Regions from separate parts of the Homo sapiens genome. Here region 1 is linked to region 2. Evidence: read pairs that join two places in POLR2A ChIA-PET (ENCODE). Cell type or tissue: HCT116. All regions are shown on one strand. Links, peaks and the distances in the headings refer to the core of each region. The heading gives the core; the rest is flanking DNA.

What was found. Peaks named below come from ENCODE experiments on the same cell type or tissue, not always from the same donor. Only the 100,000 strongest peaks of a DNase experiment are listed, where the experiment ranks them.
Region 1: POLR2A ChIA-PET joins it to region 2 with 5 read pairs; 2 of 35 experiments call an interaction of 5 or more read pairs at or near these places.

Annotation. Positions count from the first base shown.
Region 1 is chr1:191,140,076-191,146,311 of GRCh38, reverse strand. It overlaps the pseudogene HNRNPA1P46. Among named protein-coding and RNA genes, the nearest start is that of LINC01680, 85 kb to the left of the region's middle. In HCT116, for the core only: no CTCF peak of the experiment used is centred there; no DNase peak of the experiment used is centred there.
Region 2 is chr1:191,204,334-191,210,569 of GRCh38, reverse strand. No RefSeq gene overlaps it. Among named protein-coding and RNA genes, the nearest start is that of LINC01680, 21 kb to the left of the region's middle. In HCT116, for the core only: no CTCF peak of the experiment used is centred there; a DNase peak (open chromatin) is centred at 3,529.

The DNA.
Region 1 (6,236 bases), core at 1,937-4,436, 64 kb after region 2:
TAGTGGTGGCTTTGGTGGCAACTGTGTTGGTGGTGGATATGGTGGCAGTGAGGATGGCTACAATGGATATGGTAAAAATGGAAGCAATTTTGGACATGGTGGAAGCTACAATGATTTTGACAATTACAACAATCAGTCTTCAAATTTTGGACCCATGAAAGGATGAAACTTTGGAGGCAGAAGCTCTGGCCCCTATGGTGGTGGAGACCAATACGTTGCCAAACCACAAAACCAAGGTGGCTCTGGCGGTTTCAGTAGTGGCAGTAGCTATGGCTGTGGCAGAAGATTTTACTTAGAAAACAAAGCTTAGCAAGAGAGGAGAGCCAGAGAAGTGTCAGGGAAGCTGCAGGTTACAAAAGGTTTGTGAACTCAGCCAAGCACAGTGGTGGCAGGTCCAATGAAGACAGTTTTAGACAAATACTGCTGTGTATGGGCAAAAAACTCGAGGACTGTATTTGTGACTAATTGTATAACAGGCTATTTTAGTTTCTGTTCTGTGGAAAATGTAAAACATTCCAACAAAGGGTTTTAATGTAGATTTTTTTTTTTGGCACCCATGCTGTTGATTGCTAAATGTAATAGTCTGATCATGATGCTGAATAAATGACTTTTAAAAAATATACCATGTAAAGTTAGTCTACTCCGAAGCCATTTTTGTAAATTTCCCCAAGAGTGTGAAGTTTGAATTCCTTCAAGGTGATGCCAGGTTCTATTTGGAATGTATATACCAATAGCTTGGGTGGAGAAGCCATTGTCTTCAGAAACCTTGGTGTAGTTGAACTGATAGTTACTGTTGTGACCTGAAGTTTGCCATTAAAAGGGATTACTCAAGCAAAATCATGGAATTATTGGTTATAAAAATCATTGTTGGCAAATCCTATGCAATATATCTAAATCAAATAATGGTACCAGATAAAATTATAGATGGGAATGAAGCTTGTGTATCATCCATTATCATGTGTAATCAAGAAATGATTTAATTCTCTTGAAAATAAATAAATAATTTTACCAGTATCACAAATGTTACTTCAAGTATTTCATCTATAAAATGTTATTTAGTGTTGAGAACTTCTATTTTATGAAAGTGAAAAGGTGGTTTGTTTATTTATTTATTTATTTGTTGAGACAGGGTCTCACTCTGTTGCCTATGCTGGAGTGCAGTGGCACCATCACAATTCACTGCAGCCTCAATTCCTGGGGATCAGGTGATCCTCCTGCTTCAGCCTCCCAAGTAGCTGCAATGCTAGGCATGTACCACCATTCCTGGCTAATGATTTTTTGGTAGAGACGGAGTTTTCCCATGTTGCCCAGGCTCTTCTCAACCTCCTGAGCTGAAGTGATCCACCTGCCTCAGCCTCCCAAGTTGCTGGGATTACAGGCATCAGCCACTGCATCGACCCAAAAGGTGATACATGATTTAGATGCACCTCATGCTTTATGAAGACAATGCACAGCACACAGAGGCATTAGAAAGTTGTTTTAACATGTGGTTGATGTAATGATTCCTATACTTTAATATATCCTTAAAAATTATGGAAGTCATTATTTTCTGCCTATTATATAAGACTTGAAGTTTATTTGTATAAACACTGAAAATTGGCAGAGGCAAAAAGCTGAAAATTGAATAATAGCATATTGTTTTGAGTGTTATAAGCACTACTGTTAATTAATTATATATATAAACACAAATATATGTATACATGTACCTACACAAAATATATAGACTTATGCACTTACAGAAATTGAGGTAATTCAAATAATAAAAACTATATTCCAACATAAATACAATGGGACAAAACTTCATAAAGAACACCCAGCATTTTTGATGAAGCTCTTCTATTCACCATCATGTTTTTCACTAGCTATATTCTCATCAATTCTAATGATTACATCCAGTTTTCATTTAGCATCACTCTTGCATCATTGATCTTCTTTTGGTGAAGATGCATTTCTCTGTGTTCATATTTATAAAAGAGATAATAACCAGGGCCTAGTAAAACCCAAAACATCTCAGAGTGAATATTATATTAAGCTTTCTGCATTCAAATTACGGTTTGGTTCCTTTTTCTTTGTTGGACCTAACTGATAAGAAAGCAGTAAGTTATGAATCCAAAAATTACACTAAGAATTTTGTTTCCATAGGACCTGTGACTCCATATATTCCTATTTTGTCTTCAAGAAACAGGAGGGAAAGCAAATTAAGATTATACAGAGTCACAGATCCTACAGAAACAAAAAAATATGGTCCATAAAATTACATGCTACTAAGAATTTAAGACTGATGAGAACTAGGAAATGTCCATTAGAATTGTTTATTCTATATTGAATTCTATACAGAATTGTATATTTAAATGAATACTTATTAGTACACTCAGGAGAGCCATTTTATTGGAATCTTGAGAGATGTTGAATTGGTGAAGATTGGAAAGTGACTGGGAAGTAGAAAAATAGAAACACTCACTTAGATGTCTGTTAAGCAATCCAAGGCAAATTATTTTCTGTCATCCAGTAAGTTGCATTTTTACCCTGTTAATTATTTCCTTTGTTGTACATAAGCTTTCTAGTTTGATATGGTTTTAGTTCTCTAAATTTGCTTTTGTTGCTTATTCATTTAGCAGCATACCCAAAAAATCATCGACAAGCCCAATACCATGAAGCTTTCCCCCTATGTTTTCTTCTAGGAGGTTTATTGTGCTAGAACTTATGTCTTGTGTTTAAATCTTTAATATAGTTTGAATGGATTTCTGTGTATGGTGTAAGATAAGGGTCCAGTTTTATTTTTTTGCATGTGGATATTCAGTTTCCCCAACCCTTAAGAGGAAATAAAGAAAAAATCCCATTTATAATGGCATTAAAAATAATGAAAAATACTTAGGAATACTTTAGGCAGTGAGGTAAAACACTTGTACACTGAGACTATAAATCACTGATGAAAAAAATTAAAAGAGACAATAAATGGAAAGAAAACTGAGCTGATGTTCATGGATTGGAAGAATTAATATTGTTAAAATGTCTATACTACCCAAAAGCAAGCTACAGATATCAATGCAATCCAAATCTCAATGGAACTTTTTTTACAGAAATAGAAAAATCAATTCTAAAATTTATAGGGAACCACAAAAGACCCAGTATAGCCAAAGCCATTTTGAGAAAAAAAAAAAAAAAAAAAAAAAAAAAAAAAAAGGCTGGAAGCATCACATTAACTGACTTCAAACTATATTACAAAGGTATAGGTATCAAAAAAGCACAGTACTGATGTAAAAATAGACACATAGACCAATGAGACAGAATAGAGAGGCCTGAAATAAACCCTTACATAGATGGCCAGCTGCTTTTTGCCAAGGGTGCTAAAAATGCGCAGTGGAGAAAGGACAGCCTCTTTATACAGGCTTCTGAAACCAAGTTTATTGAGAGAAACTCAAAGAACAGTGGCAGGTAGGCAGTTCTCTACTTGCTTGGTAACTTCTCAGCAAGATTACAAACGTGGTAGTGGCACATACCAGATTTCTGGAAAGGGATTGCTGTCCTTGAATTGTGGGTTTTTTAAGTTGTACGTCTGGAGAAACATCAGCCTCTCCCTGTCTCGCAAAAAGCAAAAACAAAAACAAATTTTCTTAAAAGCTTACAGTTTGAGCATCCCAGAGGCTCACTATCTCAATTTGCCATCTCAGCTTGCATCGAGTATTGACATTAGTCTGAGACTCTTATCATAGATCTTTTAAAGATTCCAGTGTTACTCTGGGAGGCCAGCCTGGAGGAATTCAATTTTGAAAAAGTTTACCCTTTCTACTATTCATTAATAATGGGGAAAATAAAGTTAGGCAGGACAGATGGGAACACTGAGATCAAGGTAGAAGATCATGAAACAGGCTTAACTGCTGCTGGAACTGACTTAGAATAAAAATGAAAATTACGTGAGGGAAAGCAATTAAAATATTACATGAAGTATCTCTATGTTCTCAAATATGCAATTATCTACTATTTATAAAACTTTTCAAATGATTTGATAAGTGTCACACATTTAATAATGAAAAGGAGCCAATAGCCAAGCAAGAAATTGACAATTGCCATATTGCAGGTATAAACAAGGCAAATTGAAGAGCTATTATTGGATAATATAAGTATGCCTGAACTTGTATGGATAGGCTTCATGTATGACATCATATCAGCTGAAACCTAAAAGGAGATGCCTCAGTCCTGTGAAAACTTTAGAAGCTATTATTTCCATGAATTTAAATAAACAATTTTTTTTTACATAGAGTTGCTATTTTGCATGAGTTTTTGTTGGTGCAAATATCCTCTTAATTTCTTTTACATTGGTCCTGCTTTTTGAAAATTGTTATTAAAATAATCAACAGGTTATAATAGATACTTAAAGCAGATAAAATACATATATTCTAATTTATATAAATTTGATAAATGTATTTATCTAACAAAAAAGTGAATAATGGACTTGAATTTTCTAAGAGTGTAATTAATTTTTTATACTTAATTGGGAAAATTTAATTTTAAGCCTACTTCAGTAAATATGTTACAACTAATTAAACCATCCTGTAAACATTATGGCATATTTGAATTTTAGAAAGTATAGTTATCAGCATAAATTCTGCCAGATATCATAGATTGAGATGAAGATTTGTGTACACAATACCTAATGAGAAGTTTAATCCCAAGGATTAGAATGTGGGACAGTGTGAATGAAACAGAAAAAGATGGAGAGCCAATTCCGGGATATTGTGGAGTTAGTCACTAATATGTGCAGCAGATTCTTTAATCATTTGAGACCATCTTAGTATACCTATAAAACTGATTTCAGTTTTGTCCATCTGGAAGAAAAAGAGATATTTATCCACAAGTTCCTATTGGCTTATGAGGCTTTTATTGCCCTATACCTCCAGATAGAAGATGATATCAAAAGAGAAACCCCAGGGAGAAAAGTGAAAAGATGATTTTGGCCTGAAATGAGAAAATGTCAGTTTCATCATCTTGAAGTTAGATGAAGTCTGCACAATCCTGATCACCACATTGGTGGCTAATGTAAGAAACAAATAAGGTCTATACATGGATTTAATGTGATGCATAAGCATGACAATACAGTAAAAATCAACTATATATAATTTATTATCTTGAGTGGTTCGATAAAAATTAAAAAGAAAAAATGCAATCACACATCTTTTCTATAAGTTGCACTTTGTCTCACATTTCTCCATTCATACTCAGCATAGTATTTTACATAAGAATGAAAAAGAATCCTCATAGACCTTCCTTTGTGATCTTCCAAATCTATGGTAATTAATCCAGAATAACTCCAGGTACTCTGCTAACTAAGGAAACATTTAATTAATTAATTTATTTATTTTATTTATTTTACAATTAACGAAGCCCCATAAATGGTGCATAATTTAGTAAACTTACTATTTATTAGCTTATATTAGCAAAAAATACAATACCTCATTAGCCAGAAATCTATCACATTTTGGAATAAAGATGGTCCTGGAAATTAGTGTGATTCAGATTTATAGAAATGAAAAATATGTTTAGAAAATATAAAAGAAGTATATACATTACCTCTAGTTTGAACATAAAAATAAAATAGTAGTCAATTAAAATTAATTAACATTTCTTTGCTTAAGTGTTTTTAACTACTGTTACGTTGGTTGAATTATGTTTTAACAGTCGAGAAGAATTAAAATGAGCAGCAGGGGAAAGATAACATTAAGGCTCAATTTATAAAAGAATTTTGAAAGTGTATAGCAATTTTGAAACAAAGTAAAAATGGTAGAAAAAATATTTACACACACACAACTTACATTTAAAAATTGTGAAGAAAAATAAGACAAAGGTAATAGAATTTAAGTAGTATCATAATATTTACATAGAAAATTATGGAAATAGGTATTTGGCTAACAAAAAAACAAAGCAAAAGAAAACCATTTCCTGTTTTTGCTGGAAACTTTCATGAGAAAAAGCATTAATCTTCCAGTTTATAAAATAAACATTCAGCAACATTTTAAAACTTGAATTCATAACTGTAGAATAAATAAAACACGTAGAGAAATTTGATGAACAAATCAGACTAGTATTGCATCACTTTTAATGATCCTTTTACCATTATTTCTCCTGTTACTTATTTTATATAGCCCATAGGTAGGTTTTTGTAAGTAATCTCAACTATTGTTTGGAATAATAAAGTATTTAAATTAAAAACATTGTGCCAGCAAAGAAAAAATGAAGTT
Region 2 (6,236 bases), core at 2,000-4,499:
TTGAGAAAATATATTATAAATTTAGGCCTTTAGGCCAGATTCTTTCTAATGCTCTTGACTAAATAAACAGAGCACTGTTAATTCTATTATCATCTTATTATTCTCTGGTGTACCAGGATAAACTACTTGCTAAATATTTTATTTGCTGAAATAAAGTCAAATATAGCACATGTTACATCTATATGTACTTTTTCATCATCATCACTAATTGTTGGAGCCTAGTCAGGTTCAGAAAAAAACTAAAGATAGGCTATATTTTATTTAGATAAGGATTTGCAGCTACTACACAGATGATTTTTTTTTTTGCACTTGAATACTAACTGTCCATATCCTAATTTGTTGTTGTGTGATCGGTTTTGCTTTGAAGACAGGGTCTGGTTCTGTTGCCCAGGCTGCTTGAGTGCAGTGATGTGATGATATCTCACTGTAGCCTTGAACTCCTGGGCTCTAGCAGTGCTCTCACCTCAATCTCATGAGTAGTTGGGACTATAGGTGTGCACCACTTTGCCCAGTCAATATTTTTGTTTTTTGTGGAGATGGGATTTCACTATGTTGTCCAGGCTGGTCTCAAATCCTTTGCTCAAGTGATTCTCCTGTCTCAGCCTCCCAAAGTGCTTGGATTACTGGCATGAGCCAGCACACCCAGAAATATTCTAATTTGAAAAAATAAAAAGTTCTCTGTCTTACATGCCAGTTACAAGTTCAATCATATCTCAGTTTTAACCCATAATACTATAATCAGAAGTAATACTATGACTGTCTTTGTGCTTAGAAATACTCCTGTTTGAATGCTGGTATTTTTTTCACAACCTTTCATTTCTGTAAGGACTTATACATATTTTTTATACCTCATGAAGTAACATTTTGGTAAAATATAATTATAACTATAGAAATAATACTTTATGTAGGTAAACATTCTAGTCCTCTTTTAATGGGAGAGCATTTCATTCGGAAGCTTAATCTATGGCTTTCAGAGGATACTTAAGTTCTGGGAAAGATAAAACTGATGATATGAGAAATCCAAAAAATATCAATATCTCTCTTTATTTTCAACCTTTAAAAAAAGAATTAAGTGTGAGACAGCTTTTGGGATCTACAAGAGTTACCATTTCCAAATATCAAGAGTTTTATTTTGAAACCGTTTATTACATTATCTTGTGATATAATAACATCATGCTTAATTATATTCTCAAAATATTTAAAATATGTGTTTGTTTATTAAACAAATAAGTATTGAAATATCTGCCATTTGCTGACATCGCTATACTTTTGGAACACATTGTAAAACAAATATCAAAAATTACCTCCAAGTTATATGAATAGATGTAGATGAAACTTTTATTTTGAAATAAAGCCATAAAAATAAAAATCATAAATTTAGATAAATCTTTCAAATTTTGAAGGAAATAAATGAGCAAAGACAGGGAATCATGGCAGAAAACAGTCAATTTGGATATAATGTTTACAAATTATTCTCATACTAATAGAGAGCAAGAGATAAACATAAAGGAAGGGAAATAAAGAACTAGAAAATAGGAATTGCATTTAGTGAATCATGAATCTGGGATAAAATTGTTCTGACGATAAGACATGTCTCAGTATGGAAATAATAGAAAAAGAATTCCATGGCCGGGCGCGGTGGCTCACGCCTGTAATCCCAGCACTTTGGGAGGCCGAGGCGGGTGGATCATGAGGTCAGGAGATCGAGACCATCCTGGCTAACAAGGTGAAACCCCGTCTCTACTAAAAAAATTAGCCGGGCGCGGTGGCGGGCGCCTGTAGTCCCAGCTACTCGGGAGGCTGAGGCAGGAGAATGGCGTGAACCCGGGAAGCGGAGCTTGCAGTGAGCCGAGATTGCGCCACTGCAGTCCGCAGTCCGGCCTGGGCGACAGAGCGAGACTCCGTCTCAAAAAAAAAAAAAAAAAAAAAAAAAAAAAGAAAAAGAATTCCATGAGATAAGTTTGTAAGAATATAACATTATGTCATGAACAGTAAGTCATAGACAGCAAGCATGTTAAAAATTTTGGATTGTATTCTTTTAGGCTGGGCCATATGAAACTGCTAATATTTGAACATTTAAAAATATAAAATGGTAATTTCCATTCAGGAAGCTGTTTCAGAAGCCTATGTGAAAAACAATGGTATACTATAACAATGTGAGCTGGAAAGAAATAGCAGATATATGTAAGTACTTACTGTTCTTGAAACACTATGATGGATACAAGGGAAACACAGATGGGTAAGTAATTTTTCTGCTATCCATAACACATTTTAGGACAGTTATTTCAGTTATTTTAAACCAAGATGTATGTCAGACTTTTCTGATAATTTAAAAATATAAATACACTTACCATATCCTGGATCCACTGACTGTGTTTCTGAGGGTAGGCCTAGAAGTGTACGCAAATGTGCATGTGTGTGCTTCAAATCATCTAATTCATTCTGATGTGCGGCTCTGGTTAAAGGCCTTGGAATAGGTAGAAAAACATACAGTTACATGGATAATCACCACTCACTGTGACAAATGTGATGACATAAGGAAACACAGAACTAAGGAAACTCACGAATGAATTAACTAATTGAATAAATCATAATTTACTAAGTATTTTTTCAATTTTTTAGCTCTATACAATGTTCCCAAAGTACATTTATCTAGACAGTCATACACAACTCATGAAAATAAATAGTAACAAATCAAGTGTGTTTGTTTAATATTTGGTCTTTTATAATCATTTATGTTAGAATTTGGGCAATGTCAAAATATTTTATTTGGACAGAGCCATGATATTAAAATCATATAATATGCTTTAGCACTTTATATGTGATGCAGAATTTGCAAAGAATTTGAACGATTTTCCTATTGAGTTCTGGTATCAGCCAGGATGATAAATTAATATTGTACTGATTTAATATCTTATTCTATTAATGTTTTCCTAATAGGAATTAGATAACCATTTTTTTTCCTTTAAGGTTAACATAAATTTTTTAGTTAAAAATAAATATGATTATAATGTATATCTTGTAATTGTTACACTATCTATCTTATTCACCTAACTATAAAAAATGGCATTTTAATATTCCAATGTAGTGACATGCTGGAGCATATTATTCTGACTCACAACAGGCAACTGTTCATTTATTTTTCCAATTCCATGTTCAGTGATATCACATTGGTATTGGAAAACAACTATTTGTTGGTTTCTTGAGTTTCTGTATTTTGTGAAGAGGGGTACTGATGACTTTTGCTATGACAAAATTTTTTAAGGATGTTTGTATAGTTAACAAATTTGAAAAAAAGACTAAACAAATTTGAGTAAAAGACAGACTTGTTTACTCTCCAGAATAGTAGAGATAATGTCTCCCTTTTGGAAAATTTTGTTTTGCCAATTACTTATGAAAAATTCAGGTACCCTAAACTCAGGGATTTTCTTTCATAACACACATGCAGGTGTTACTTAGATCTTTATCTCACCCTATGGGATTTGGGGTTAGGGAAATGGCACAAATTCTGATACTCTGCCAACTGCTGTTACTATGAATAATAAGCTGCCCTTTGTCTCTGACTCAGAGTCTCATATCTTCTGCCAGCAACCATGAAACTATGACATGCTAACATATTTGACTGCAAGTAGGGTAAAATCTAATATCCTTCATATTTCTTGAAATATAGCAGACTGAAATAGTCCAAGGTGAAAGTACTCACGCTACAAAAATCATTAAACTCTACAAAGCAGTCTTCTGTTTCCGTTTGGTTTTTGTTTTTGTAGAATTGGTTGTTAAACCTTTGCCAACACACCAGAATTTGATTTTATATTGTTTCCTACATGATTAATGACACTATCTGCAATGCTTTCTGAACAGCATACTACTACCTTGCAAAACAGGGCAAAATACTTCCTGTTTTTTGCTTGATATATTATGTTATTATTGCTATAAGTGGTGCTTCTTACCATTTTCACTTTATGGTTTCCTGGTTAGCAAACTGTTCTTTTGTATGCACAATAAACTTTAAAAATTATCTAATTTGACCTAATTTTATTTTTGACAGGAGTTATTATGAGGTTTAAAGTAAAACAATGTTCACAGTAAAAGCAAGGGTTTCATTGAGATTCTTAATATCCAAATATTCAACTTCAAATATGTAACTTGAAGTTAAAATCTGTAAAAACTTACTGTTAAAATTCTATTTTCTTTTACACATATTATCATTTGAACTACACACATAAAATGCAGCAATGACTAATAATGATCCTGAAAGTTGGTGAAGTATACAATATTTAAGAAATGTTTTAAAAAACTTCTCTCTTGTAAAAAAAAATGCTAAGAGAATAAAAAGACAAACCACAGATCATGATACAGTCTTTACAAAACACTCATCTGATAAAAACTAATATGCAAAATATACCAAGACCCCTTAAAAATTAATAACAATTACAGCTAGATAGGAAGAATAAGTTCTAGTGTTCTATAGCACCGTAGGATGACTACAGTTAACAATAATATATTAAATAGTTTCAAAGAGTTAAAAGGAGGGCATTGAACATTCTCCACACAAAGCAATAATTAATGTTTGAGAAGATGGATATGCTAATTACCCTGGGCCCAGCCCTAGGCCTCCTAGGCATCCAGGCCTGTGATGGGAGGGGCTACCTTGTGAAGACCTCTGAAATACCCTGGAGATATTTTCCCCATTGTCTTGGAGATTAATATTTGGCTTCTTGTTACTTATGCAAATTTTTTGCTGCTGGCTTATATTTCTCCTCAGAAAATAAGATTTTCTTTTCTGTCGTATTATCAGGCTGCAAAATTTCTGAACTTTTATTCTCTGCTTCCCTTATAAAACTAATTGCCTTGGCTGAAGCAGGCAGATCACGAGGTCAGGAGACGGAGACCATCCTGGCTAAAATGCTGAAACCCCCATCTCTACTAAAAATACAAAAAATTAGCCGGGTGTGGTGTCACACACCTGTAACCGCAGCTACTCAGGAGGCTGAGGCAGGAGAACTGCTTGAACTTGGGAGGCAGTGTTTGTAGTGAGCCAAGATTGCACCACTGCACTCCAGCCTGGGCAACAGAGCGAGGTTCCATCTCAAAAAAAAAAAAAAAAAAAACTGAATACCTTTAATAGCACTCAAGTCAACTCTCAAACGCTTTGCTGCTTAGAAATTTCTTCCTCCAGATACCCTAAATCATCACTCTCAAGTTCAAAGTTCCACACATCTCTAGGGCAGGGGCAAAATGCTGCCAGTCTCTTTGCCAAAACATAACAATAGTCACCTTCGCTGCAGTTTCCAACAAGTTCCTCATCTTTATCTGGGACCAACACATCAGCCTGGATTTCATTGACTTTATCACTAACAGCATTTTCAAACAAGTATCTAGGAAGCAAAGCAATTCAACAAGTCTGTAGGAAATTCCAAACTTTCCCACATTTTCCTGTCTTCTTCTAAGCCCTCCAAACTGTTCAGCCCCTGTTTGTTACCCAGTTCCAAAGTGGCTTCCACATTTTCGGGTATCTTTTCAGCAGCACTCCATTCTACTGGTACCAATTTACTGTATTGGTCTATTTTCATGTTGCTGATAAAGACATACCTAAGACTGGGCAATTTACAGAAGAAAGAGGTTTAATTGGGCTCCCAGTTCCACGTGGCTGGACAGGCTTCATAACATGACAGATGGCAAGGAGGAGCAAGTCACATCTTATGCATATGGCAGCAGGCAAAAAGAGAGCTTGTGCAGAGAATCTCCCATTTTAAAAACCATCAAATCTCCTGAGACTCATTCACTATCACAAGAACAGCACAAGAAAGACTCACCTCCATAATTTAATCCCCTCCCATGGGTTCTTCCAACAACACATGGGAATTGTGACAGTGACAATTCAAGATGAGATTTGGGTGGGGACACAGCCAAACCATATCAATAAGTATAAAAAGAAATCTTTGTCTCTATTAATAATTATAACCTTCACCAAAATATGTGCTGTTTTTACCTGCTATTTTATTTCTATTCTATTTATTTAATGCCTCAAATTAGAAAATTATTATTTTGTAAAATCAATGTACATTTAGATAATATGTCTTTATCTCCATGTGTCTAATTTTATTTGCTTGTGACTCCTGGTTAGAGCAAGTCAAATCAACAAAGTCTTGTTTTGTTTTGTTTTCATTTTTTCATGACTGACCCTTTAGAGTTCCGCTGGTGAGGGTCTGTTAACATTAACCCTGTCAGCTGAA